Regions from separate parts of the Homo sapiens genome. Here region 2 is linked to region 1. A link is a contact called in ENCODE Hi-C or POLR2A ChIA-PET data. All regions are on one chromosome and are shown on one strand. Each heading gives the region's core, a stretch centred on a gene start or an enhancer-like site at or near the end of the contact. The rest is flanking DNA. Distances are from core to core; before and after follow the strand shown. Region 1 overlaps PRKCE (protein kinase C epsilon). Region 2 overlaps LOC101926974 (a long non-coding RNA gene).

The links. Hi-C counts contacts between places; a loop is a spot of excess contacts on that map. ChIA-PET counts read pairs that join two places held with the same protein, here RNA polymerase II (POLR2A). Pooled maps may share reads with other maps.
Region 2: a loop to region 1 is called in a map of endothelial cell of hepatic sinusoid, with 2.6 times the contacts of the local background. The contact joins two enhancer-like sites. A Hi-C loop is called at or near these places in 1 of 168 maps with a recorded cell type or tissue (endothelial cell of hepatic sinusoid), 3 of 37 single-sample maps with no recorded cell type and 2 of 50 pooled maps. POLR2A ChIA-PET finds 5 or more read pairs at or near these places in 2 of 52 experiments (BJ and PC-3).

Annotation. Positions count from the first base shown.
Region 1 is chr2:46,081,606-46,084,488 of GRCh38, forward strand. All of the region lies in intron 10 of PRKCE (protein kinase C epsilon), which reads left to right. Among named protein-coding and RNA genes, the nearest start is that of EPAS1, 210 kb to the right of the region's middle. Within about 2 kb of position 1,371, at least 3 of the 41 ENCODE cell types and tissues checked have a DNase peak (open chromatin) inside an H3K27ac peak, as active enhancers do.
Region 2 is chr2:46,251,203-46,254,085 of GRCh38, forward strand. The region is part of intron 1 of LOC101926974 (a long non-coding RNA gene); the gene reads left to right. It overlaps LOC105374581 (a long non-coding RNA gene), which reads right to left. Exons shown (of 3, transcript XR_940052.3): 3 at 1,208-2,059. Among named protein-coding and RNA genes, the nearest start is that of EPAS1, 45 kb to the right of the region's middle. Within about 2 kb of position 1,474, at least 6 of the 41 ENCODE cell types and tissues checked have a DNase peak (open chromatin) inside an H3K27ac peak, as active enhancers do.

The DNA of each region.
Region 1 (2,883 bases), core at 121-2,620:
GTTGTGCTGAGATCTGAAGGGTGAGGAGGGGAGAGAAGAAAACGTTCCAGGCAGAAAGAACAGTGTGAGTAAAGCCCTGGGGCAGAGGGAACAAGCGACAGCTGGAAAGGAGAAGACTGAGAAGATCACACAGACTTTGAAGCATATTAGAGAGTTTTCCGTTTATTCCTAGAGTAACAGGGAGACTTTAATAGAATCAAGCTATAGAGGCTGGGCACGGTGGCTCATGCTTGTAATCCCAGCATTCTGGGAGGCCAAGGTGAGTGGATCACTTGAAGTCAGGAGTTTGAGACCAGCCTGGGCAGCATGGCAAAACCCCATCTCTACTAAAAATACAAAAAATAGCTGGGCATGGTGGCATTTGCCTTACTCCCAGCTACTCGGGAGGCTGAGGCAGGAGAATCACTTGAACCTGGGAGGCGAGGTTGCAGTGAGCCAAGATCACACCATTACACTCCAGCCTGGGTGACAGAGCAAGACTCTCAAAAAAACTAAGCAGTGGACTTAGAGGAGGAAGCGGGGTGGGTTACAAGCAGATTTCTGTTTCGGCAAGGTCCCTCTACCTGGAGCGTGACCAGCATTTGCAATAAATGTGGGGAGCATCAGAAGCAAGGCATCTGCAAGAATCTAGACAAGGGATGATAGTTGCTTGGGCCATAATGGTGGGCATGATGGTGGTAGAGAGAGAGAGAAATGGACAAGTATACAGGGAAAAAGGTACAAAATGCAAAGATACGATAAGTAAATATGACAGGACTTGGTGAGGGCTGAGGGAGAGAGAGGTATTAAATGACTAAGGTTTCTGAAGGGTGAAGCTTTGCCCCGAGACCTAGAGAACTAGTTCATTGGGGTAGATCGTGAAGTCAATTTTGGACATATTGGGCTTGAGTGCCTTTGGGGCATCTGGATGGAGATGTCAGAACCGCAGTTGGATGAGTGGTCCGGAGCTTGTGAGTCATCTGCATAGAGGTGCCTTGGAAACTGGGCGTGGACAAGATCCTCAGCAAGCACTCAGTGAGGATGGGGAGCATCTGGAGCCCAGCCTCGTGGGATTCCAACACTTAACAGCTGGGAAGAGGCGAAGCCCATGAGAGAGGCAGAGAAAACCCTGCCAGAAATTTAGGGGGGAAGCCTGAAAGCCAAGGGAAACAAGTGTGTGTTGAAAGAGGATGTGGTCAGGGAAGAAAGCTGCAGAGAGGTCAAAGAAAATGAAGACTTACGATAATAACTGCTGGAATAGCATCTATAGCAACAGTCATAGCCAATCTTCATTTTGAGACAGGCATTTTAACATATAATTTAACCTTCATGAGAATTCTGTAAGGCAGCTTCTATTACTCAATCATCCTGATTTTTTTTTGAGACGGAGTTTCTCTCTGTCACCCAGGCTGGAGTGCAGTGGCGCAATCTCAGCTCACTGCAACTTCCACCTCCCGAGCTCAAATGATTCTCTTTCATGCCTCAGCCTCCTGAGTAGCTGGGATTACAGGCATGCGCCACCATGCCCAGCTAATTTTGTATTTTTTGTATAGACAGGGTTTCGCCATGTTGGCCAGGTTGATCTCGATCTCCTGGCCTCAAGTGATCTGCCTACCTCAGTCTCCCAAAGTTCTGGGATTACAGGCATGAGCCACTACGCCCGGCCCATCCTCATTTTTACAGATCAGAAAACTGAGCACAGAGAGCCAAAGGCATTTGCCTGAGTCATTTGCAGCCAGTGAGTGATAAAACCGATATGGGAAGGCCTCTTTCTCATCCCACAGCCCCTACTCTTAAAAACTGTGTCCAGTGTTGGTAGAATAAAAAGCATCCAGGGAGGATGATGGGGAGGGGAGATTTTTTCCCCTTCAGAGATTTGGAGTCTCCTAAACACAGTCAAGGAAATACTCCATTGTTGCTAAAGTCCGAGTCCAGGGCTGGTGACTGTGGAATGGGCACTTCAGTGGCTGTTTCAGGTGGTGTGGTTCAGTGTTCAGTGAATGATCCAGCTGTACTTCCCATGTGAAAGGCTTATCCTGGTGCTGCAGGGCAGAGGCTGTCAGAGTGTTGTCCCTGGCCTGCCAGCATTGCCCGGAAACTTGTTAGAGGATTCAGATTTTCAGACTCCGCCCCAGATCTTCTGAACCAGATATCTGAGTTGGGGGGCTCAGGAATCCATGTCCTAACAAGCTTCCATGTGATTCTAATGCACAAGTTTAAGAGTCTTTGTTCTTGGAAGGAATCCTTGAAATGACAAAAAAGGAGACCAGAATAATGTATAATCCTTATATTGCACAGATGCAAGATACCTAGGCAGAAACCAGATGGAGGAGAGTCAGTGCTTCTCAACCCTGGCCGCACATGGGAATCACCTGAGGAGCTTTCACAATTACTAAGGCCAGGCCCCCACCCTCAGAAATTCTGATTCCAGTGGTCTGGGGTTGGCGAGAGCATTTAATTTTTGAAATGAGGATTTGAGTGGAGAATGGATGATTGAATAAACAGTGGGCAAGGCAGCCCATGTACTTCTGATTACAAAATTGTACTCTGGGGAGAAAACGAGGTAGGCTTTGAAGGCGAAGGGCAAAGTAAATGGAAGAAAAGCTGGACTTAGGCCCTTTGTGAATACCGGTAAAGATGGAATAATTCTGGAGACTGGAGTGGGGGTGAAGGTAGTTTGAATTAGTAACAATTCTTAACTATGGACTTTATTTTCAAAGAGATGTCAATAGTAAGATAGATATGCTTTGTAAATAAAGAAGCTCATTGGTAAATGTTACTGAGACCTAATGGAAAATAATATGCTAACATCCTCCTGGAAGCTTCACTTAGACTATACCTATGTGTTAAAAATGTGAGCCGGGCACGGTGGCTCATGCCTATAATCCCAGCACTTTGGGAGGC
Region 2 (2,883 bases), core at 224-2,723, 170 kb after region 1:
TAGCTGGGATTACAGGTGCCCACCACCACACCCAGCTAATTTTTTGTGTTTTTAGTAGAGATGGGTTTCACCATATTGGCCAGGCTGGTCTTGAACCCCCGATCTCAGGTGATCCACCCGCCTTGGCCTCCCAAAGTGCTGGGATTACAGGCGTGAGCCACCGCGCCCGGCCCAGCCTGGATTATTTTCATCTTTATATCAATGCAGCTATAAAATATGATTTTTAATATATTTTATGAGGGAAGGGTACACAGAACTCACTAAAGTCATAACACAGGTCTGTCCTCACTCCCATAAAACACAGTCAATCACTGCTCAATCTACAAAAGAACTGCCAGGCCACTTCTGGTCTTTTCTCCTCCTCCTCCCATGCCCCAGACTGAGAAGTGCATTAGGAGGAGACACTCCCTAGGGTGTAATTTCCAAGCCCTTAGGACTGGAAGGAGATGGAGTAGGAAAGGAGGCCAGTTGGTCCCTACATATTTTTGTCACTTCCTTTTGAGCGCAGGGCTCCTGCTCTGTCTGATTTTAGTTCTGAGGCACCAGAGGTATGAGGACAGCACCTGTCTGACCAGAGAAATGGTGGTAGAAAAGCAGGAGCAGAACTCCAGCAGTTCACTGCTCAGTTTAGCCTCCTAGGAAGTGCTAGAAGCCAGAACACGTCTAGCCCCAGGCCAGTCACTTCCCACACCACAAATCAAAACAGTTTCTGTCATGCTAGGGTGTCCTCACAGTTTTCTATCTCACATTTCTTCCTGGTTGATCGTGAGGGAAGAAAACCGGCAGATGTACTCCTTAAAGATGCAAATCTTATCTTGCCACTTACCTGGCTGAATAGCCTTTGGTGTTTCCCACTAGGCTTTCAGAGTCTTAATCTGATTCATTTAGGAGAAAGGAGAATTTATTATAACCTCCACTCCTACTAAGGTCCTCTCTGCTGCTTCTTCCCAACTCTCTTTCAAGAAGTATTAACTGGGAAGCTCAGCATTGAGAACTGCCGATTTGGTGCCATAGAGAAGTAGGCAGGCATGCCGTGCGTTAATGAATCATGTGCGTCCATGTGTCTTTCTGCATCCAGCTGAGGAGCAAGTTGACTTAGTAAATGAGTCCATATTTTACTGTACAAACCTGGCTGTATTAATTCCCCTCTACCTCTGATTTCTGCTATGCAATCCCAGCCAGAAGCTGGTGAGCTCACAAACTGGATTTGGGCCTGGGGGGAAGCAGGATATCTTATTCAGCTTAGCGTCTAAGCCTCAAGCTTCAACCCAACCGAAGACCTGCACTTGTGCAGCAATTGAGTGCAATTTCGATTCCTATTTGGCTCCTGTTCCTTCCAATGGGAACTTTGTGGGGCTGAGAGGAAGGGAGAAGAAATAATCTGCAGGACAGGAATCTGATTTTCCAGGATTCCTGACCACGTGCCATCAAATGCCAGCTGCACCTCTTCCCCTGTGATGGTGTAGCTTGTCCAGCCCCTCTGTGAACTGGCTCAGTCCCTATTGCTCCAGTCTTCTTGCCATTTCACCTCTGCCTGTGGCGTTTCTGACAGCTGGTCCTTCTTGTGTGTCCCCAGCATTTAACATGGTGTCTGGCACCTCCCATATATTTGTAGAATGGACATGTTAAATAGGCCTTGTCACCCCTGTTTCCTGGATGTAACTCAGAGAAACTCAGTAGTTTCCCCAAAGTCACACAGCTAGTAAGTGCTGGATCTGGAATCGACATCAGGCTGGCCTGGTTCCCAGTCCCTGCTCCTCTCTACAGGGCAAAGCAGAGAGCTGCTTTCCCTGGCATGGCCCCATTTGTATCCGGAGAGGGAAACTTCAGCTCACAGAGATTACATGCTCTGGTGCTGACAGCTTGTTCATCTCTTCCACTTATCTGCTGTCTATCTTTCTTACTAGTGAAGGTACTGGGGCATAGTTCTTATTAAATTAAGCGTAAGACAAAATCTTTTATTTAAAGCCATTTACCTGTCCATTTCCCCAGGGCAGCTCTTTATTAAGTGATTTCTCACATTTTCCGGATGACTCAGTCAGTGTGATGGGTGCTATGCCTGGAGAAGAGAGAGGGAGGACAGAGACAGGGGCAGAGAAAGCCAATAAAGCTGACTGAGTAGCTGGAAGGGAAAGCACAGTATCATGGCATAGGTGTAGAGAGAGTATTTGAAGCTTACTGTGAAGGCCGTCTGTCCCCACAGAGCTCTGGGAGCTACCCAAAATGTCCTCATCAGCAATTATGCCCTTCTGAGCCACTCCCTCTGAAGTACTGATTTCCCCCAGGAGGAAAAGCAGCTGCTGTTTGCCCTGTAAGGAGCCTCAGGGCAGAAGGCAGGTCTTGTGTTTCCAGAGGCCTGGGAAGCAAGGTGGAAAGGCCTAGAAAGGAGAGGGACTTGGGGGTAATGCTAGAAGCCAGACTTTATCCAGGGTAGAGTGTTGAGGGGGCTGGGCCCCTGTGAGAAAGAAAACCTCTCTAAGGTGAGAGTCGAGGCCTGAGAGTGACACGGCCCAAGGAACTGACACATGGCCGAGGTCTCATTGCCATTATTGTCAAGACTTTGAGAAATCCAGAGTAAACCAGTAAGGAGAATCTGTGAAAAGACGTGGCAACTGTGCTGGGATCCAAGACATTAAATTGGGTGTCCACCTGCTCTCAGGCTCGAAGGCCCTGCATGTGGAATGGAGTGTTAATCTGATGGTTCTCTCAGGCCCCCTCACGCCTAAGGGGGGGGGTCTTCGGCCTGGGTCAGAGCTTCCTGATGGTGCTGTCTGGACCTGACCTTTAAAGACACCTGCCATACCACCACGTGTGGAACATATGTGGGCTCATGAGGCTCAGACCCTGCCCTGAACCCCACTGTAGACAAAACATTTCTGATAC